Linked DNA regions of Mus musculus: region 2 is linked to region 1. The links are chromatin contacts, found by Hi-C or POLR2A ChIA-PET in ENCODE. All regions are on one chromosome and are shown on one strand. The core of a region is the stretch at or near the end of the contact, and the rest is flanking DNA. Distances in the headings are between cores, read along the strand shown. Region 1 overlaps Grap (GRB2-related adaptor protein). Region 2 holds the start of Slc5a10 (solute carrier family 5 (sodium/glucose cotransporter), member 10).

Region 1 (5,511 bases), core at 282-2,781:
CACACACACACACGCATACACACACACACACAGCTCTCTCTCACACACACACACATGGCTCTCTCTCTCTCTCTCTCTCTCTCTCTCTCTCTCTCTCTCTCTCTCTCTCTCTCTCTCTCTCTCTCTCTCCATGATTAGCTTGCCCCGGGGACTCAGACTGATATCTCCCTGGGAAGCTGATGGTACCATGCACCCTAGCCGCCTGCCCCTGAAACCTTCCAGCTCTGGACTCCTGTCTGGAATCTGAGCATCTCTCCCTGCCCTGCCCTTCCCCTATGGCCATGTAGCTAGTGCACTTCTCCTCAGACCCGTGGCCTCTTTTCAAGGAGCCAAAGTTGGGCTTCTGCCCTGGCTGTCCCCCTATTCCCTCTACCTTGGAAACTGTCCCCCTATCTTTTCATCATTGAATTCCTTTTCTTTTCCTTTTGCCGGTGAAGGATGGAGAACCACAAACAAGTCTAACCATGTAGTCCAAACAGACCTGGAACTCAAAAATCCTCCTGCTCCAGCTTTCTAAGGGCTGGGGAGACAGGCATGGGCCACCAAACTAGCTGGTCCTTTCTTATAAATCGGGGCATCTCCCACATATGTGTGTGTGCGCGCACATGCTTTTCTTGAGCACTCTGTGTGCCCCTCTGGCAGCTCCTTGTCCAGGCAGTGGCTCCCTGACACTCTTTGCTGCATGAAGCTGCTGTTTGTCTCTCACCTTCTTTAAGGCATCCCTGGGGACAGGCTCCTAGCATTCATAGCACCTTCAGGACTCCTTTTGTTGTCTGTACCCAGTAGGTGCTCAAGCAAGCTGTCAGTGACTGCCTCTGGGGGCAGTAGAAAAGCCAGCAGCAGTCAGGGCCAGTGGTGGGACAGACAGGCTCTGAGCTTGACCTAGGATTCAGTACTAACCTGAAGGGTGTTCTCTGGGGAAGGAGGTCCCACAGCTCCAAAGGTCCAGGGCTCCATCAGCAATAAGAATTCAGCAAGGTAAGCATAGAAGCATCCTTGGTCTGCACAAAGAGATGGATGGATGCAGAACAGTACATGGCTGGAGTTAAGGGTACAGTGGCCACATAGGAATTATAGCATGAGAAACTGTGTGGTTGGTCACAGCTATGCCCATTAACAGATAAGCTAATGTCTGGAGCAAGTGCAGGGCTCCAGCTAGTGCTGGAGCCAAATCCCTAGAGACAACAGAAGTAGCCAGAGCTCAAAAGCACTGGCTAGAATTTCCTTCTCAAGCTGTGGCCACATTGGGGAAATTGTTTCATTTAGAGTGAAAGTGGTTCTGAGCCAGCTACCCGCTTCCATCTGTTCAACTACCCGCTTCTGTCTGCCCAGCACTGCTGACCTTCTTCAGGCCAGGAAGGAAGGAAGGGCTCAGCCAGGCTTCAGTTCCTCCCCCAGGGTGGGGGCTCAGGACTGGACTGAGGCACAAGCCTTTTAGCTGCTTTTCACTTGCAGATCAGACATGCAGATATATCAATTTCCCTGTTTCTATTGCCCTGGTGCAGAGGGGAGCCAGCTCTGCAGCCTGCTCCTAAGTAGAGAAGGGCCTCAGGCTTGGTGCCAGGGACAAGGCAGGAGTTCAGTGGGGTGAGAGCCAGTGGGCCATGGCCCCTAAGGCCAGCATTGCCAATGCTCTATACCAACTATAGGGGCTGTGTATGCTGTGCTGCCCTGGCCAGGTTCACTCCTTCTCTAAGCCTGGCTGGGAAACAGCACTTGGTGATGGCAGTTTCTTCAGCTTGTTTGAGAACTGAGGTGACACAGCGCAAACGTACCCATGACATGGAGGGTGCTGTCCCCTCCTGCTTTCCACCCTTCAGTGGTTCACCCAGTGACTCTCAACCTAGTTCCAGCTAGTTCACCTGGGGTGACAGGGCCACAGACTTGGAGGGTATCTGTGGGGCCTAAGTATCTGGGAACTGGGACTCTCAGAACTGGCCTCATCAGAACATAGGATCTTTTGTTTGTCCCCCTATTCTAATCCTCACTGTCATCCCAAACACCAAATATATGTGACCCATTGGAGCTCTCTGACTCATCTGGGGGCCTTCATGTCATATCTCAGTGGTCATTGATTGGCTACTCTGTGTTCCTGCAAACATAGCTCAGTCAGAAACCAAGGAACACAAGTCTACTTCCTTTCCCCGAGGCCCCTGGGGGTCTGGATGGAAGGTGTAGATGTCCACCTGCCAGTATGCAGGCTTGGCCTGTGAGATGCCATAGGTCCCCATCCAGGGCTCTGTCCTCTGGGACAGCGGCCTGGCAGCTTCTGCAGACAGCAGGGCCTCAGCAGGTGGCTGAGTAGACAAGACATATTGTTCCTTCCTACAGATCCTGAACATGGAAGATGACCAGAACTGGTACAAAGCTGAGCTCCGAGGAGCGGAGGGTTTTGTTCCCAAGAACTACATCCGTGTAAAGCCACACCCGTGAGTAGTCACCACTGCCACCATCCACCTGGAGGCGATGCGACCCCACCTTGCCTTGCCAGAGCCAAGCTGCTTGGGGTACAATACACCCCAAGAAGATGGGCACTGGCTGACTGGTCTGGGACTTGGATAGGCTAGAAGTCTAGTTTGGCCCAGATATCTTAGGTCTGGGACGTAGGTCAGGCTCTTTACAGATGGCATCCAGTATTGCTCTCAGAATGTCTGGACAGCTAAACGATCCTTGAACACCAACTGGATATTCTTTAAATGGCATCTGGGTCATTGATCTGGTTTCAGGGAGCCAGACACAGGGACAGGGGATCAGAATAGTGGGATACACAAGGCACAGAAAGTATATGTAGAAAGGCAGGCAGCATCAGGGTGCCTCTCAGAAAAGGTGGCAATGAGTGAGATGCTGAGGGATCCATGGGAGTTGGCTGTATAGACAAGGGCAATGACTTTTGGAATTTTCGGGGGAAAGTGGAAAAAGGGAGGAAGCCAGAACGAGGCAAGGAAAGCAATGACCCCTGGCCCTTTAGTACAGAGGACAGGCACTGAGACAAGGGAGCAGAAAGCCATGGGGGTGCTGGGCCAGGGTGGAGCTCAGTCAGCAGGTGGAAGTTGTGCTGTGTGGCTGGGTGAAAAGGAAGGAGGTACAGGGGGAGCCCAAAGGGTATTTCCTCTTTGGTTTTTTTTTTTTTTTTTTTTTTTTTTTTTTTTTTTTTTTCTGCTTGTTTCCAAAGCTGCTGCCACCTCCAGCTTCCTCTGTTGTGCTGGAGGTGGCAACACCTGTTCCGGGTCCCCATCCCTAACCACTCTGCTGGCTTTCCTGCCTGGCACACCCCCAACCAGAGACAGGAGGAAGACACAGGGGAAGAGAGAAAAGCATATCGTGATGCCTGGGTGCTAGCCAAGCGAGGGCTGGGGCATGCAGGAGCGAGGACTGAGGTCGCCTGGGTGGCCACAGGAAGGGCTTAAGGCAGAGGTTGGAAGGCTGTAGAGTCTGAACTGCTGAACAGACCTGACCTAGGGCCAGGAGAGGGATTGCAAGGGCTGCAGTCGTCAATCAGGCTGTCATGGAGGCCAGGGCAAAGGAGGGTTCATCAGGATACTCCAGAGTCAAGGACCCCAAGCCCCTGGTGCCTGGAAGGCACAACCACCTGCCTATGCTTGGATCAAGCAGGGTCATGATCAGGTTCTCAACAGATCCTAGGGGACATGCTGACTAGCTGGCCCAGCTTGAACATCTTAGGCCCTACCCTGGCCCAAAACAGCTGTGAGGGTCACCCTCTCTTAGGTGTGAAGGCTCTGAATGTGGTGGTGGGGAGAGAGAGGGGTGTAGCCCTAGAAGGCTTCTACCTATGGCAGCTCCACTCTTTCTCTGAGTCCCAGGATGATCTCTGTCCCTGGATCTGGAGATGCAGGTCCTCTATTCTCAGGGAAGTTGGAGGGCAGGGAGGTGATTGTAGGGGCAGGGAGGGCTCCTCAGCAACAGGAAAAGCCCCTGAGCCTGCAGGTTCAAACAGAAGTTTGCCAGGGATGTCAGAAACAGGCCCAGGGATGTGTGGGAGGTGGGGTATGCATCATGTTACGAAAGTGGGAGGTAGAAACACCTTCAGCTGTTACTATAGCTGCCCACTGCCTGCCTAGGTGGGAACTATTAACATCATCTTATAGGCTGGGCGGCGGTGGCACACACCTTTAATCCCAACCCTTGGTAGGTAGAGGCAGATGGATGTCTTGAGTTTGAGGCCAGCCCAGTTTACAGAGCAAATTCTAGGACAGCCAAGGCTACACAGAGAAATCCTGTCTCAGAAACAAACGAACGAACGAACAAACAAACAATGACAAACCCATCCATCACCTTATAGACCAGCAGAGACACAGAGAGACTGGGTGCCTTGTCCAGGATCACTTAGCCTGCAAGAAGTAGACTGGGATTGCAGCTGGTGGTGGAGGCCCTTCATGAGCCACCAGAGAGGGACAGAAAGTCCATGAGAGCAGCTGTGTGGGGGTGAACCTCAGACTCCCTAAGCAGCTTCTCGGGAGACCTCGGTCCTCCCTGGGTTTCAGTTTCCACCCCAGTACAAGAAGCAACATAGTAGAGTCAAAGATGGAGTGGTGAGAACTGAGATTTAGAACTTCCTTCAACTGCCCTTCAAGCAGGTGAACCCTTCCTCCGTAACTCACGGCCTATTAGACCAATCCCCCCATGACCCTGTCACCCAGTGTTCCCACTTCTCGCCTCTGCTGTAGAGACTGTATTAGGGTTCTCTCTCACACTCTCTCTCATTTCTCTCTCCTCTCTCGCTCTCCCTCTCCATCTCTTCCAGTTAATCTAACAATGGCTGGCTATGACCAGAAAGTCCAAGAATCCAGTAGTTGCTCAGTCCACAAAGCTGGATGTCTCAGCTGATTCAGGACACACTGGAATCCTGCAGAAGCAGGCTCTGATGCCAATCAATGAAGGAATGGACTTGCTAGCAAGTCAATGGCAAGCAGGCAGAGAGCCAAGCCATCTTCCTCCATATCTTTATATAGGCTTTCCGTAGGTGTGGCCCAGATTAGAGGTCGGGTTACCCTAGTTCCAAAGACCTGGATTAAAAGTCTTCCTGCCTCAGAGATTCAGATCAGAAGTAGATCTTTCCACTTTGGATTAAGCAAAGCTCTCTCACAAGTATGCCCTCTACTTGGGGGCTTTAGTTAATTCCAGATGTAGTCAAGTTGACAACCAAAAATAGCCACCACTGAGACCAAGTTCCAATGTAGATTTTGGAGCTATGTCCAGGCATGGCAGGCAGCCTCCCGTTCCTGGGGACCCCACCACCACCACCTCCCAAAGAATCCTTCTAGGCCCAGCGCTCTAGCCTAGGACTCAATACAATGCCCTGGGGTCAGTAAGCGAGCGGCTGGCTGGAAAGGGCCTTGAGGCCTCGCTGCAGAAGCTGGCTAGCCCAGCAGACAGGAAGGACCCCAGGAGAGGCTGCTCTGGCCTTGCAAGAGTCCCAAGACCTAGCGGGTGCAGTTCTGTTCCAAGTCTGCTCCTACTCGGGAGGGACACAAGGCAGGGAGGGAGGCCACT
Region 2 (5,853 bases), core at 1,055-3,554, 61 kb after region 1:
GCCATGGAAGCACTGGTCTCATGGGTACATGGGTTGAACAGGTTCTGTTTTTTGTTGTTTGTTTGTTTTGTTTTGTTTTTGACTCAGAGTTTCTCTGGGTAGCCCTGGATGTCCTGGAACTCACTCTGTAGACCAAGCTGGCCTTGAACTCAAGAGATCTGCCTGCCTCTGTTTCCAGAGTGCTGATCTCAAAGGTGTGCACCACCACTGCCAGGCCGGGTTCTGGGTGTTTGAACCCAGGTCCTCATGTTCTTTACCTACCAAGCTATCTTCCAGCCTGTCCCTAGAAGGCTGCTGAGGGCAACTGCTAGGGGCTGCAGGAGGCTCTGCAGGAGGTGGGCTTTGCTGGCTCAAGGCAAGGCTGGATGAGTTTGATCTCGCCAGAAAGAGACTGCTTTCCCTGCATGCCTCAGCTCACTAGAGTCACATCGACTCTCAGTCAGGAGCAGTTCCTTGTGTCTATAGTTTTCCCCACGGAGCTTAATCATTTCTAGCCTTTGATTCGGAGCAAGAAATTGGCAGCTCTTGTGTTCTCTGGAACACTAACAGGCCATGGTGGGCTACTAATCAGCCTCATTTCAGCCCTGTGTCTCAGGAAATAGGGAGGCCTGACAGGAGGAGAGGCACCAGGAACGTCCCTGCAGTGGACAGAGGGAACACAAGCTCCCTGTCATATATGGACATGGCCTGTCCATATAATTTAGTATATTGATAATATAGAAGGTTACAGATAGTATATTATTGATAAGAAAATTAGAAGTATTATGAGAATTAGTAAAATGTGACAGAGGGTTATAGCATGTGGTTGGTAAATGCCATCAAAGACAGGGCTGTTAAATATCACTTTGTAAAATACACACACACACACACACACAAACACACACACACACACACACACACACACACAGCACTCCACATATACCACATACTACACCACACACACCACTCCACACATACCACACACAAACACACTCATGTACCACACACACTGCACGCACATGCATTCACACCACACACACACACGCGCACACGCACACACCATGGGGTTCAGTGGTTAAGAGCATTGACTGCTCGATCCAAAGATCTGGATTCAATCCCTAGCATCTATGTATTGGCTCACGAGCATCTATAACACCAGTTCCGGAGGATCTGACACTCTTCTGGCCTCTTTGGACATCAAGCAGGTATGCACATGGTGCACAGACATACACGCAGACGCAAGCAACATCCACTCATATGAAAATTAAAATAAAACCAAACCAAAAAAAAAAAAAAAAAGGAGCAGAGCTGGGGTAAGAGGAGAACCTAGCTCTGATGATGGCCATAAGTCGTTTATCTGCCACCACCACCACCACCACTACCACCACCAGCAGCAGCAACAGCAGCAGCATCAACACTATGTCCATATCACTAGCCACTACAGTCCTACTGGTACGACCATTTCTATAGATCCAACGGTGGCAGCAGGGTCCTGTCTTCACCAGGTCTCTTTGGTAGACCTCACCCTGTGAAGTAGGTGCCGTCCCTACCCTACAATACTGAGTGAACATGTCTGCTCTCCCATTCCCCAGGCTCTTGTCTTGGAACAGGACTTATAGGAGGAAAGAAAGGGATAGCGGGTCTCCTACGGAGAACGTCAGGCTTCCAAGGCCGAGGCAGGGAACTGTCCTAAACATGGCCCCGTGAGGTGGATGAGGCTGGATTGCTGCACTGCCTCCCACTTAGGAGCACCCAAAAGATTGGCATTGAAATGACAGCAAGGGGGGCACATTTCCAGTCTGTGGACCCCTGGGTAAGTCCCCTTGGTAATGCAAGCCTGGCCTTCCCAGAGGTTGGGTGTGGGGTAGATGGGACACAGGGGAGGGCCTGACAACTACACAGCAGGTGTCTGCTGTCAGTGGATCTTCTGCTGGCTCGAATAGCCCGTCTGTGTTCTCCAGAGAGAAGCTGAGTTCAGCAGTTACTGAGCAGGGCAGGACGATCAGCAGCTTCCAAGCCCTGAACACCCCCCTCCCCCTTTCTGGATTCTGGGCACAGCTAGGGAATCACCATAATTCTAGTGTTCAGGCAGCAGACCACCAAATAAGACCCATACAGATACCCAGGAATGTGCTGGCCCCAGTTATGCCCGAGAGCCCAGTGGGCCACTGCAGGTTCTTACCCATATGCCCACGGCCACATTCAAGGCAAAATAGACAGAGATGACAATAATGTCCGTGACACTCAGCTGGGATCCTGGAACATGGGCATCCCCAGTGGAATTGCCAGCCATCCTGCAGCAAGCGCCGTGCCGAGCCCAGGGACTGAGGAGAAGTGAGGTGATGAAGGGCTTTCTGAACGGAATTAATTGATCATTAAACCAAGTGAGAAATGACATCTGCAGCCCACAGTGTGGCCTCGTGCCTGGGGAATGCTTCAAAGCACAGATAGGTCTCCTTTTGCTCTGCAGGGGTAGGTGAATCCCAGAGGGCAGGGACTCGGGTACTCTGGGAGGAGTGCAGGCAGAGGAAAGGAACCTTCTTAAACTCTGAGTGGGTTGGAAAAGGAAGGGCACAGCTCTGAGTGAGATGCCAATGCCCCATTTAGCGTCACCTAGACTTCGTTTACTTGAGCGTGGAGCAGTAGAATGGCTGCCTTACCTCTAAAGACATCTCCCTGAGGGACAGGCTTGCTTCTGGAGTCAGCAGGCTGATCTAAACTCAAGATGGTGGCTCCTGGCAATGCCAGGAGAGTCCCTATGCCAGGCCCTAAGTCCTGTCGCCATTATCTCTACTGTTCTAGAAAGCAAGACAGACCTGACCCTACCACTCGGCCATCCATTTACCCAGCCTGGGTCAGTACCTGTCAAATACCAAGGACTTCTTCCCATCCTGTAGCTACTCCTATGTCACAAGCAAACTCACCACACAGTGTAGGTGATATCTTAGTCTAGTCAAGGAACAGAGGCTGAAGGCTAAGTTGTCTGTCCCCACCCATTCAAGGGTAGAGCTAAGTCCTCTGTAGATGTAGACCTGGCTCTCAGTATGATGGCAGTGGTGGCTCTGGTTTCACTGAAATTCCACCAAGGCCTGCCACCCAGGCACCAGGGACATTAGTGCTCAGCAGCTGCATCATGCTCTGCTCAGTAGCTTGGCTCGTGCTCTGTGGAGTGTTTGGAGTTTAACTTTACACGAAACCCTTCCAAAAGTGTTAATGAGTGAGCATCTGCTCACACGGCATTCAGTCTCACCTAGCCTGCTACTTAGCAACTAAACTACTGAGCAGAGACTAAAGGTCAACTCTTCTGTGTAGGACAAGATCAAGACAGGAAATCTGAGTTTCCACTGAACACAGGATTCAGCAGGCTTAAATGGCTCTGTCTCCACTCTACTGCAAGCTGACCTCAGTGCAAGCGATTGCCTGCAGTATCTGTGACCCAAATACCTACTTTCCCCAATCTGAAAGATCCATAGGGTAACATACAGATTTATTGAGTGTGGTGGTTTGAATAAGAATGCCCCCCCATAGGCTCATATATCCGAATGTTCAGTCACTAAGGAATGGAATTATTTGAAAAGATTAAAAGGATTAGGTGTGGTCTTATCAGGGGAAATATATCGCTGAGATTTCAAAAGCCCATGCTAGGCCCAGTCTCTTCTCCTTCTCCTTTTGGATCAGGATGTAGCTCTCAATTGCTGCTCCAGTGCCATGCTTGCTGCCTTATTCCCTGACATGATGATAATGGTTCTGACCCTCTGAAACTGTAGCAAGCCCCGGTTAAATGTCTTCCTGTAGAAGAGTTGCTTTGGTCAAACAGGGACTAAATCACTGAGTCTGTCTCATCACTATGAGTGGCTGAACCAATAACCATTGGCACCCCTCCTCGGCAGGATGGAAGGTACTGGCAGACAGCCTTGCCTGTCTCTAATCAAAGACAATTTTCAAAAGAAAATGGATTTGCTTGTTCTTCACTGAAGAATTCAAGCACAGGAGAAATGACACCTCTGCCCCTGTGCCCAGCCATACCCACATTTACACACATGAAAAAGGACACAGCCCTTCTGGTCAACTCAGCCCAAGAAAGATGAGGACTTCCCTTCCTTGTTGAGGAGCTATCTGCCTCTCAGTCCATTTTCTGTCACGATAACTGAATACCACAGATGAGGAAGTTTGTGAAGAATAAAGATGCTGCATTGCTCTGGGAACTGGTCAGAGGGACACATATAGAGTGGGCAACCCTAAGACTCCAGAAGCAGGGAAGAGAGGCACGCATCCAAGAGATTATAGCCAGCCTTTGAAAACAGACCCCCCCCTTGAGCTATACAAGCTGTTGACCAGGTAATCTTACCCTAATCACTTCTTAACGTCTCCACCTGACTCTGTAGTTTTAGTTCCCAATAAATGAGGTTTGGGGATGTGTTCAAACTATAGAACCATCCATCCATCCATCCATCCATCCATCCATCCATCCATCCATCCAAAGAGAAATTCCCCTTACTCATGAGAACCACTTTCTGGATGAGTCAGTCATCTGTGTGGGGGTTGGGACCCGAGCAAGACAAATGTGTAACTGGCACAGAGGACTGGTACCCACCAAGCGTGAAATTGACAAACATAACCAGGTCAAAGGCTGTGGCAGGCCAGGAGTGACTTCTGGAACGCACCGCAGAGGGGAGCATATTCACGTGGGAGGGAGGTGACAAGGAAGAGCAGCTCCATTAGAGAGTCCAGACCAGAGAGCAGCTTCTTCTGAGTCATCTCAGAGAGGGGCTGGGAATTTTGACCTTGTTAACCAGGCTCCTTCTCAACAGGGCCTCACCTAACGTGAATGAGGAGGGTGTCCTAGTCAGTTTCCTCCAAGCTGGAAGCAGCTACAGCTTTTGTTAGGGAGACCTCTGAAGGATTTTTCTCTCTTAAGTGTCCTGGGTCTGTGGCACGGGTCTAACTAGTACATGGTGTAGATGAACAAGAAAGAGCTGGATGCCTGGTACTCATGAGTCTCATATGCTCTGAGCGGGGGTAAGCTAAGCACAAGGCCAGACTGTGCTTCATCTGTGGATGTGTTGTTTGTTCCTGCTACTGTTGACTGCCTCTCTGTACCTACAGGGAACAGTCACAGAGCTGAGCAAGACAGAGTGGAGCAGGACTCTAGAAATACCCTCCACGGCCTTCTAGGCAAGGGGATGTGGGCATAATGAGGCCTCCAGGCTGGGGATGTCACATCCAGGGAAAAGGGCAGGTGGCTTCATGCAGTGGAATGGAAGACAGTGGCTGCAGGCTAAAAAGTGAATGGCAGAGCTAGTTAATAAAGGGCAGACAGACAGACAGACAGATAGACAATAGATAGAGGCTTAGGTTAAAGGGGGACACTGAGGTGGACTATCTTTTTGAGTAAGAGATTTTTGTTGTTGTTGTTGTTTTTGTTTTATGAGGCAAGGTTACTCTGTATAGCCCTGGCTGTCCTGGAACTCACTCTGTAGACCAGGCTGGCCTCGAACTCAGAAATCTGCCTGCCTCTGCCTCCCGAGTGCTGGGACTAAAGGCTTGCGCCACCATGCCCGGCTTGAATAAGAGATTTATCAGAAGCATTGCTAATAGCACATTAACACAGGCCAATGGCAGGTGCATGGCAGGAGCTCTGAGGACAGTTCAGACTCACAAGACAGAGCACAGGCTGCTCCTTGGAGGTCTCAGAGGAAGAGGGAGGTTTCATGGAGTCAGGGTGTTTCTGATTCTCTTGTGGGTGGCAGAGGAGAGGAGAGAGGTAGGTATCGAATTGCCAAGAGGGAATGTGTAACTGTGCAGAAACTGAGGAAGAGGGGCACATCTAGTTGAGGTGTGCCCATTGTAGTGAGAGGGATGTGCTGCCTCGTG

What was found. Hi-C counts contacts between places; a loop is a spot of excess contacts on that map. ChIA-PET counts read pairs that join two places held with the same protein, here RNA polymerase II (POLR2A).
Region 2: a map of mouse trophoblast stem cell shows a loop between it and region 1 (2.3-fold over the local background). The contact joins the promoter of Slc5a10 here to the enhancer-like site in region 1. A Hi-C loop is called at or near these places in 26 of 37 maps with a recorded cell type or tissue (CH12.LX, Patski, T-helper 1 cell and 7 more). POLR2A ChIA-PET finds 5 or more read pairs at or near these places in 4 of 5 experiments (Patski and embryonic stem cell).

What each region holds. Positions count from the first base shown.
Region 1 is chr11:61,657,891-61,663,401 of GRCm38, forward strand. It overlaps Grap (GRB2-related adaptor protein), which reads left to right. Exons shown (of 5, transcript NM_027817.3): 2 at 2,332-2,429. Among named protein-coding and RNA genes, the nearest start is that of Grap, 7.3 kb to the left of the region's middle. Within about 2 kb of position 1,532, at least 1 of the 3 ENCODE cell types and tissues checked has a DNase peak (open chromatin) inside an H3K27ac peak, as active enhancers do; it is gastrocnemius, where a contact is called at or near this core.
Region 2 is chr11:61,717,681-61,723,533 of GRCm38, forward strand. Slc5a10 (solute carrier family 5 (sodium/glucose cotransporter), member 10) reads right to left here and starts at 2,305. Exons shown (of 15, transcript NM_001382268.1): 1 at 2,162-2,305. The coding sequence starts at 2,272.